Linked DNA regions of Homo sapiens: region 2 is linked to region 1. A link is a loop called in an ENCODE intact Hi-C map of the cell type or tissue named here. Cell type or tissue: ascending aorta. All regions are shown on one strand. Links, peaks and the distances in the headings refer to the core of each region. The heading gives the core; the rest is flanking DNA.

The links. Peaks named below come from ENCODE experiments on the same cell type or tissue, not always from the same donor. Only the 100,000 strongest peaks of a DNase experiment are listed, where the experiment ranks them.
Region 2: a loop joins it to region 1, with 5 times the contacts of the local background. A loop is called at or near these places in 2 of 110 quality-filtered maps.

What each region holds. Positions count from the first base shown.
Region 1 is chr13:93,241,299-93,246,682 of GRCh38, forward strand. All of the region lies in intron 1 of GPC6 (glypican 6), which reads left to right. Among named protein-coding and RNA genes, the nearest start is that of GPC6, 17 kb to the left of the region's middle. RefSeq lists an enhancer at 2,141-2,953. In ascending aorta, for the core only: no CTCF peak of the experiment used is centred there; DNase peaks (open chromatin) are centred at 2,833, 3,034 and 3,743; H3K4me3 peaks cover 1,059 bases.
Region 2 is chr13:92,713,970-92,719,353 of GRCh38, forward strand. All of the region lies in intron 7 of GPC5 (glypican 5), which reads left to right. The region is part of intron 1 of GPC5-AS1 (GPC5 antisense RNA 1); the gene reads right to left. Among named protein-coding and RNA genes, the nearest start is that of GPC5-AS1, 5.0 kb to the right of the region's middle. In ascending aorta, for the core only: a CTCF peak has its summit at 2,953 (motif pointing right); no DNase peak of the experiment used is centred there.

The DNA of each region.
Region 1 (5,384 bases), core at 314-5,313:
GAGAATCCCATATTTGTTGGAGACTGTATTCATTTCTTTTGATTCTTTTTTCTTTGTTTTTGTTCGGTTGGGTAAACCCAAAAGCCTTATATCCAAGCTCTGAAATTATTTCTTTTGCTTGGTCTAGTCTCTTGGTAAAACTTTTCACTGCATTTTGTAACTCCCTAAATGAGTCTTTCATTTCCAGAAGTTCTGTGTTTTGTTTTGTTTTGATTTTTTGATTTTTTAAAATCTATCTCCTTGGAAAATTTTCATTCATATCTTGAGTTGTTTTCTTGATTTCTTTATGTTGGTTTTGACTTCCTCTTGGATCTCATTCAGAAACTTTATGATCAATATTTTGAATTCTTTATCTGGTATTTCCAAGATTTCATTTTGGTTTAGATTTATTGCTAAAGAGTTAATGTGATCTTTTGAGGGCATTGCAAAACTCTGCTTTTCATATTGCCAGAATTATTTTTCTGCTTCCTTCTCATCTGGATAGAATTGTTTCTTCTTATTATTTTTGAATTGAGTTTTGACTGAACTGGGTTTTTTTTTTCTCCTTGAGGATGTAACTATAATGTGTATAGTTTATGATTCCCTAGCTTTGGGTCTGGGTAATTTCAGTTGCAAAGACTCTGTGTAAGTTCCTTGGTTATACAGAATTTTGTCTGATGGCTTTCTTAGGTCGTGCTTTTAGTAGCAATGTAGCGGGTGTGTGAATAGGGCCACTGTCTCCTGTGGTGCTGGAATGGCAGAGGTCTCCTGAAGCTTATTTTATTCCTCTTGATGTGTACTTTTTTCCCCAGTATTTTTTCAGTGGGTTGAACAATTTAGTCTTCAGTTTAATTAGAGGTGTTCATGGGTAAGAATTGGCTGTGGCTAAGGTAGGTGGGTATATGCAATACCACAATGGTGAGCACACATCCCAGCCCTGATGGATGTAGCCTAGGGAGTTCCCATGAAATGCACTGAGGTCTTCATAGGTGAAAGGAAGGGTGCTACCTCAGCTCTACTACAAGCCTGGCAAAAAACAACCCAACTCCCTATCATCCTCCTGTCCCAGTGTTCTGGATATTCAGATTAGACAAGCATCTTTCCATCTTCAGGAATGCTGACATTTTGTGTAGAGAGGGAGCAGGGCTCTACTCCTCTTGCAAGCCTGACCCCAGAGGACACACATCCTGTGGGGACACAGTCACCCCAAAATGCTCTATAAAGACCATCTACAGATGCACCCAAGCCAAGCTCCTACAGGAGACATCCTGGCTGTGTCTGCAGCAGTGGGTGAGGGGGAGAAGTCCCCTCTACGTCACTTCATGAGTACTGGGGCTGCTCGACCGCTGGGGAAGAATTGTAGTCTTCCCACTCAGCTGAGCACTGTGCCCATCCCTCTGCTGAAAGAGTTGCAGCTGCTCCTAGCCCACAAGCAGCAAGTTCACGGACACAGAAAAGCCTGCACTCTGTTTCTTTTGTCCCACAGAGTGCTCCCTTGGTATGATGCACTCCCCCTTTCCCTAGGTATGACAATCCCTGGGGAACAGACCACCGTGAATCCTGCTGTTCCTCTGGGTCTAGCCACCATGTGGGGTTGCCACAATCCAGGTTGGTACTGAGGCATGTCTACAAGGGATCCTGTGATGTGAAGACACAAGGGTTGGAAGTCCCTGAGCAGAACAAAGTCTCGCAATGGGTGCACACTCAGTATGGCACCTGCTACTACAGGTTGGGACCGGGGGAACAGGAAGGGACCCTGTTCGAGATGGTAGCCCAATATAATGCCCTCGAGAAGTCCCCAGATCGCAGCCCGCTCCAGTACTTGGGCTCATGGTGGCAAAAAAGCTCTCCTTGAGTTTGGATACCAGCAGTCTGCTGCAAGGGCTAGAGATGCCAAGAGCATTCCCACCTACCCTTTCCACAGAATACTAAGTCTCTCTTGATTTGATCTCTGCAAGCTTCTTGATTCCTTAATTTTTGTGTATGCTGTAGATTCTTCCAATGAACTTTCCAATGGGCTCCAACAATCTCCCCTTAACATTCCATTTAGGCTATGGTTATTCACATTCACCTGTAATTCGTTTTTTTTGTTGTTGTTGTTCTGAAGGGAATTGTTCACCCATGTCTCTAGTCAGCCATCTAGAAAAGCCCTCTGATCCCTCAGGCCATGGACTGGTCTACAGGACTTGCAGTAGCTTGGGCTTTGCTCTTAGCTCCAGAGACAAGTGATATGGGTGGAGCTGGACCAGGCTGACCTGTCCTCTCCGGTCTCCCAGTGGCAGGTGCGAGCACCAGCTCTGATGGGGGTGGCAGGGGAGTGGTGTGGGCTCTGTAGGTCTGTCTTGGTCTGTTCAGGATTTCTAAATAAGGCTGTTTGGTGTGGTTTGGTGGCTTTCTCACTTGCCAGCTGTAGCATCAATGTACTGGGCATGTGAGCGGGCTCAAGTCCTCCTGGGTAGCTGGGGTGGTGTGGACAATGGTGTTAGCTGAGGTCAAAGAAGAGTTTTCTCCTTCACAAGCACTGTGTTACTGTGTCAGAAGATGTTGTAATGGGCTGTGCTGGGTGAAGTCGGGCCAGGAGGTAGCGCTTGTAGGAGAGAACCAGCTGCTGGGGTGGCCATGGGATGCTTGGCCTGTGTTATTCAGGGGAAGCACTCAGATGTTGCTGGTGATGGGCAGGGCCGTGGAACTCCTAAAAGGCCCTGTCTGTGTTCTGCTGCCAAGGTGGGTGGAGGGGAAAAGCTGGGTGGGGGCTGGGTCAGGCAGTCCCGTGCTTTGGCTCCCTAGGTGTGAGTGCAAGCAGGAGCCCTGATGGGAGTCAGTGGGAAATTCCCTGGCCACTGGGGTAATGTTTCAGAGAGGAATGGAACCACTTTCGCTGCATAAAAGAGTCCACGCTGGGAGCCGGGCAGCAGGTGGCAATGAGACCCACCCAGCTCCCATGCCTTTGACAAGGCAGATCTCACACCCACAGACTTCTGCTGGCAGAAAGCTGCAAGGGCCGGCTGGGTCCCACAGTGCAAGACTGCCACACACTGCAAGACTTCCCCCGCAAGACAGAAACCGCAGCTCTTAGGCCACACCCCTTCTAGTTTGGCCCACGAAGCAGGGGCACCTGGCTCCTGTGTCCATGCCAGAAGCATGCTTTATGCTTAAGATTAGGTTGCAAATCTCGCTTGGGAGCTTCTTTCAGCCTGTGGCCATCTCCTGAGTTAGCTAGCAGATTTTCACGTGGGCGTCTGTGAGTTGGATTAGGAGTGTCTTCCTTCTGCCCCTCCTGGCGCCTGGGCGGGCATGCAAAGCACTTCTCCATGCTGCTCCTTCTCCCCACTGCTCCCCAAATCAGCTCTAGCACCCGGTAGGGTTAAGGAGCTCCCCCATGGCCTGGATTAAGCGGCTCCCCAGTGGGAATGTGTATGAAGGAGACAGTCTCTCCCCTTTCACGCTCCAAAGACTGAAGTTTTCTGCCTGACTCACAGTGCAGCCTGCTGCCTACTGCTCCTTTCACAGTATCCAAAGTTTCTTTCACTTTTTCTCTTGAGTTCCTCTGTTCCTTCTTAGATAAAAGTGCACAGCGTGAATCTCTACATACTATTTTGCTCTTTTCAAAAGGGTGACGCACACTAACAAAGCCTCTAATCTGCCATCTTCAAAAAAAAAACTTCATAATCTTAATAAGAATCCCAATAAATTGAGTAGTAATTGAGAAATTGAGAGAAACTGCTGAGGCTGTCTGAATTAATGAGGTATTTGGCATTGTCACTTTAGTCCAGTATTTCTCAACCCTGGCCAGTGATGAACTGATTAGGTATTAACAACTGCCTGGGTGTGGAGGGGACACTGATTCATAGCATTTGGTAAGTTTTGTGGTATAAATGTTCTCACCATGAACAATTTCAAGCTACCAACAGTTTAACAGCCAGTTCACAAAATTCCTTAAAATTTAACAGTCTTCTAGGCTATAATGTGGGGCACTGAAAATTATCTATACTTGAGCACCGTTATTCAGTTTTGGATACTCTGATTTAATTGATTTGGGAAAGGGCACAGTCCTTCCTTCTTCTATTCTTCTCTCCTTCCTTCCTTCATTCTTTCCCTCCTTTCATAATTTCCTAATTTAGATGTGCTCCCAGGATTGAGAATGAGTGATGTAGAGCAGTGAGCTTCCTAAACTTTACTATGCACCAGAATCACCGAAAGGCTTGCAAAACACAAATGGCTGGGCTCCACCTCCCAGACTTTCTGATTCAGTAGTAGTTCTGGCCTGGAGTCTGTAATTTGCGTTTCTAACAAGTTCTCAGGTGATGCTGATGTTGTTGGGTCAGGTATCATACTTTGAGTCTCTGGGGCTCATACTCTGGTTGCCATTCATTGTGGTTTTAAATATGGATTTCTTTCAGAGTGGGCAGTCACCTTTTGGATAATGGTTTTTGTATTGTTTTTTACATTGGTTGTGGGTGAGAATCTCCACCCACAAAGTGTGTTACTGCTACAAGTTGTACTACTTAGATCTCCCCGCATACTTTAAAAAGTTTACATGAGCCCCTAGGGGGACTAAGGAAAAGAGCAGAATGGGACCAGAGCAGTCTATCCCATGTCTGCCTGGAACAAAAGAGGCCAACGATTCTTCTTCCTAAGTAGAATGGGCTCTCCACATTGCTTTAAATGGGAAATGGGCAATGGCATTTCAGGTTTCTTTCACCACAGGATCCTATTTTTCTTACTAATATGGTATGCCTTCTGTTGGTACCTATGACTCTTAATTAATTTTTGGTCCTGTTGAGATTTCTGGTCAAGAGAAATTCCATCCCCCCAACCTCCTCCTTGAGCTGTTTTTCCTATCCTAGCCTCTCAGGCACAGATCTAGCCATTTCCCCTGACTTTTAGACTGTTATGCAAGGCGACTACATTTAGAGCTGGTCACTCTGCATTTTGTACACATTGAATTAAAGATATAGCATAATACATTCTGGGCATGCACACCTGCACTCTCTAGGCTTTACTAGTTGCATGTTTGCTCCTTACATCATAGTTTTAGGTTTATCAAGCAATTGGCTTCCTCTCTTTGTGCCCCCAGGACAGCTGAGATTAGCAGGGGCCAGTGCTTCTCCACAGAATTTGAAGGAACTAGAGGTATTTTTTTTCTTAAGATTGCAGTGATGTTGAGGCAACCATTTTCTTTGCAAAGAAAACACCTTGAAGTGTTCTAAAAAATAATAATAATAAATAACTTTTATTTACTATTTTCTTAATAGATGAGAATAACTCAAAGTCACTAGCACTTGTGAAATGAACTTAACAAAAGCCACTATGATTGAGACCATCCTGGCTTACACGGTGAAACCTCGTCTCTACTAAAAATACAAAAAAATTAGCCGGATGTGGTGGTGGGCACCTGTATTCCC
Region 2 (5,384 bases), core at 59-5,058, 530 kb before region 1:
GTTCTTCAAAATAGTGATCCTCTTTAACAAATGACTTCTGTCTTCCCAGTTGTATTTTTCATCTGCACATTTCTTGTTGGTGAACTGAATTTATTCCTGTTGTTTGTCACGTAATACCTAGAAAGGTGATTTAAATACTACTCTGGCTCTAGAGGGGAAGAAAATAGCTTACCAGCTACATTTGATAGGATGTCATGGAAGTCAACAAATATAGGAACTTCCTGTGTTATTATGTTACATATGATCTTTCCCTCCCATCTGCTGCTCAAAATTTGCTATTCAATCACTTAATGTATATTCCTGCATTAGATAAGAATACAGATTTTATGGCATAAATCAGAGCAGTGGGAACTGTTGATAGATCATCAGAAGCTATTTTTCATGTGACTATGAACAAAGAATTCTTCCCAGATAACCATGGATCTTTGGCTAAAAAGCTCCCACATAATTTTGGATTGTTTACTTTTTCTTCTTTTCTGTTTTGTTTCATTAGTTGTATAAAGAACATTGCCATCAACAACCAGGAGAAAACAACACAGAAACATAGAAAATTTCACAACTGACAAAGCTTTTCTACCTTCATTATCCATTTCAATCGTATGCCAACCATGTTAGATATCATCGTTCTCTCTTTATAGATGTAAAAGAGGTGAGCCTTGGAGATATTGTGGCATATATGAAAATATTTCAATTGTGATAGTAAGAGGCAGTTTTTTAGAGCCATATTCAAATGTGAACATTTTTTTCCACATCCCATATAACAACTGTTTTCCTAAAAAGCACTTGGCCAAACAACATAATAAAAAGAATTGCTTAGGCCAGGCACGGTGGCTCACACCTGTAATCCCAGTACTTTGGGAGGCCGAGGCAAGTGGATCACGAGTTCAGGAGTTCAAGACCAGCCTGGCCAAGGTGATGAAACCCAGTCTCTATTAAAAATACAAAAATTAGCCAGGCATGGTGGTGGGTGCCTGGAATCCCAGCTATTCGGAAGGCTGAAGCAGAGAATTGCTTGAACCTGGGAGGCAGAAGTTGCAGTGAGCCAAGATCACGCCACTGCACTCCAGCCTGGACGACAGAGCAAGACTTCCTCTCAAAAGAAAAAAAGAATTGGTTAAGCAACATAGTAACTTTATTTATTCCATGGTTGAGTACTCAGATTTTGTACGTATACATGTTGCAACGAAAAATATAATTAAACATTATTTTCAAAACAGTTGAATAGAGTGATCAGCACAGGTTCCTGAAAAAAGACTTGACTCGTCTTTTCTATGAGAGTGTGTGCATGTTTCTTGTTCAGATGAGACCCTAGAAGTACTATTTATAGACTGTAAGATTGAAAAACTCTACATTTTGAACATTTCTTAATAACTAATTCCACAAGTCTATTTATGAATCAGAATTTCCTCCTATTTCTCCCTTTTCCAGCGTGAGCTCTAAATTCAAGAAATAGTGAGCTGGAAGAAGGCTTAGGAAGGGAAATAATTCTAAATGATTAAGTAAACAAAATAATTTGATCAGTATAACTCTAGTCTCCTGACAGCAAATAAAACAGAGAATTAACAATTAACAGGAACATATGATGACTTCATTCATTATCAGTAATAATGCTATCTGGACTTCATGAGGGGCTGGACTTGGATGTTTATACTTACTTTGGAATTTTATCTCATAAATTTTCTCAACTCTGGAGAATTTATTTAACTCTTGCTGTACTATACCAAGGATTAACCACTGTATACAGTAGAGAAAATACAGATATCCTGAAACAGAGAAGATTCTAGAGTTTACATGGAAGCAGGAAAGAAATGACAATTATGGAAAATTTATCCCACGGTGATGGACAAGGGCTCATACAACAAACATGTTTTCTGTCTATGTCTCCAGTTCTCACCTACAATCTAAACTTGTGTGTGTGTGCAGAATGCTTAGAGAATTAATCTAGTTTTTGAAGATTCTGATCCAACAGACTATATGCAAAACATGGTGATTTTAACATGTAGTTTACTTATTATTTCTGAAATGCAGCACATATTTTTGCCTAAGTTTTTCTTTTTCCTTATTGTCAATGATGAAGAAATATCCATGATATAAGACTCAGGATTGGAGACTTTGTCTCTCACCACTGAGATCAGTGAACGTGGCAAGAGTCAATCATTCCATCTCTATTATAAAACCCCAAATATAAGATTTTATTCTTCATACAATCTGGTGCTAATAATAACAGTAACAAAAATCATGAATATTCTTTCATGTTTATAAGAAGATCCCTCCATTTTCTGCTACTTCCTGCTTCTTCATTTATATGCCAGCAACACAGAGTTACCCATATTTCTCTGAATACCTCTCATGCTTACAATTGATTTCTTAATTTTGCTGTCTGAATATCCTTCCTCTGCTTGTTTGCCTTGCTACTTTCCTCTCATCTTTCAAGATTCAGCTCCAGGTTGACCACATCTAGAAAGTCTTCCCACCGAGGCTCCTCAGATACTGTTTTTATCCCCTCTCTTCATCTCTTTTTCATCCTTCATTGTAATGGCCATTTGTTTTTCTGTCTCCCTATTAGACTGCCAGCTCCCTGGGTAAGGAATTCAGATCTCAGCATAGCTCTATCCTGGTGCTTTATAGTATCTGGCACAATGTATGTCTACAAAACATTTTTTATAAATTAATGTATGGCTAATATTTTATTTTAAAAGGTAGAGCTTATAAAGTAGGAGCATGATATTTTATCAATCTTTCAGGACAATCTTTAGAAGTGGAAAGAGTAGCAAAAAAATACTCCAAGATGAACGTCTCAGACTAGTTTGTGTTGGAACCTGGACTTGAAACAAATTCTATGCTGAAACAAACAACAGCAACCAATAAGCTTTCTTTAGTACCACTGAATATATAGGGAATGTGGACATGAAATTAAAATATACTATTTTATTTATTCCTCATGACAGCCCTACAGAGGGCAGCATAGATAACATTATCCCTATTTTCCAAGTGAGGATACTGAAGTTTGGAGAGTTTATGTGACTTTCCCGAAGTGGCAGGCACAATAAACAGAGAGGCTAAGAGTCAAGCCCTGTTCGAATTCACTCCAAATCTGTGCTGTGAAGGGCAAGACCGTAAAACTTCTCAAACCGTATTCTTCTCGGTGTGGGTAGGATTACTTTTCCAAAATATTATTACATTCATTGTTTCTATTGTTCAAACTCTGCAAATACACATTTGGTAACATAGCAGTGCACATTCAAAGAGATGGTATCAATGTGTTATCTTCCATTGACAAGAATCCAGGCCTCCAGCAAGAGGGAAAAAGGAGATCCTGGTTATGTGAATTGCCAGCTACAGCCCTTGCCTCAGAGTTAGGTTCTAGCAAGTCTACACCTCTGCCGCCAGACATATACCATGAATATAATATTTACTTTAACTTTTTGGGGTGTTATATTTTCTAAACTCAATTTGACATTTAATTATATTCAGATATTTAAAGAAACAATTTTATTCTGAGTTTATCAAAAACAAACTCTCAGATCCAGAATTAATTTGGGGAGTTTTCACTCTGGAGAGAAGCTGTTGTTACATTTGAATCCTCTACACTTTCTCCTTCTTCTCCTACCACACATCAAATGTGTATTTTCTTCAGAAGTCATCAGCTTCATTAAACATAATGTAATTTGGCTGTTTGAAATTCACAATGTATTAAAAAGTCAAGAGCAAAACCTTTGAGAAATAATTTAATGCTGAAAATTATCTTTTTCTCTTTTTCCTTCAATTCATACAAACATTAAAGGTTTGTTACAGGTAATTTGGAGACATCATAGTGAATGTGATTTCATTTATTGAAATAATGTTGTCTTCCAACACACAGAATGGGAAAAAATATTTGCCAACTATCCATCTGACAAACGCTTAATAAGCAGAAAATATAAGGAACTCAACTCAATAGGAAAAAATCTAATAATCTGATTAAAAATGGGCAAAAGGTCTAAGAAAGACATACCAATGGCAGAGAAATGCAAATTAAAACTACAATGAGATATCATCTCACCCCAGTTAAAATGGCTTTTATTGAAAGGGCAAACAATAAAAAATGCTGATAAGGATGTGGAGAAAAGGGAACGCTTGTACATTGCTAGTGGGAATGTAAATTAGCACAGCTACTATGGAAAACAGTATGGAAGTTTCTCATAAAACTAAAAATAGAACTATCATATGATCCAGCAATCCCACTGCTAGGTATATACCCAAAAGAAAGGAAATCAGCATATCAAATGTAGATCTGTACTACCATGTTTAGTGCAGCACTATTCACAATAGCCATGATTTGGAAGCAACAGAAGTGTTCATCGGCAAACTAATGGATAAAGAAAATGCGGTACACAATGAAGTATAATACCATTCAGCCACAAAAAGAATGAGATCCTGTCATTTGAAACATTATGGATGGAACTGGAGGATATTATGTGAAGTGAAATAGGCCAGGCATAGAAAAACAAACTTCACGTTTTCACCCATTTGTGAGAGCAAAAAAATTAAACAATCGAACTCATGGAGATAGGGAATAGAATGATGGTTATCAGGGGCTGGGAAGGGTAGTGGGGCAAAGGGGTGGAGTCAGGATTATGAATAGGTACAAAAATATAGCTAGAATGAATAAAATCTCCTATTTGCTATCACAACAACAGGGTGACTACAGTCAACGGGGTTAAAGACCAGCCTGGCCAACATGGTGAAACCCCATCTCTACTAAAATACAAAACTTAGCCGGGCATGATTGCAGGTGCCTGTAATCCCAGATACTCCGGAGGCTGAGGTGGGAGAATTGCTTGAGCCTTGAGCAATTGCCTCTGCCTTGAGGCAGAGGTTGCAGTGAACCCAGATTGCACCACTGCACTCCAGCTTGGGCAACAGAGTGAGACTCCGTCCCCCCACAAAAAAAAAAAAAAAAATTGTTAAAAAATGAAAGAATAAGAATGTTTGTAACACAAAGGAAGGATAAATGCTTGAGGTGATACCCCCCATTTAACCTGATGTGATTATTATGCATTATAAGACTATCAAAATATCACATGTACCCCATAAATATATGTACCTACTAGGTACTCATAAAAATTAAATATTAAAAAAGATAATAAAAGACTAATAAAAAATGTTGTCTCTAATGACTATAAAATGTATTTGAAATACATAGATGATTCCTATAGCCCCCCCCCACATAATGATTTTGTACCAAGAGGGTAAAGTATAAGCTTATCTGATTCCCAGGTTATTTCTCAATATCTTACATCTAGCTTTTACAAATGACACATAAGAAAATGAGGAGTTTTGTTCTAATAGGAAAAAAAATACTATTTAACCATGTAATAAGACCCCTGACTTTTAAGCTAAAA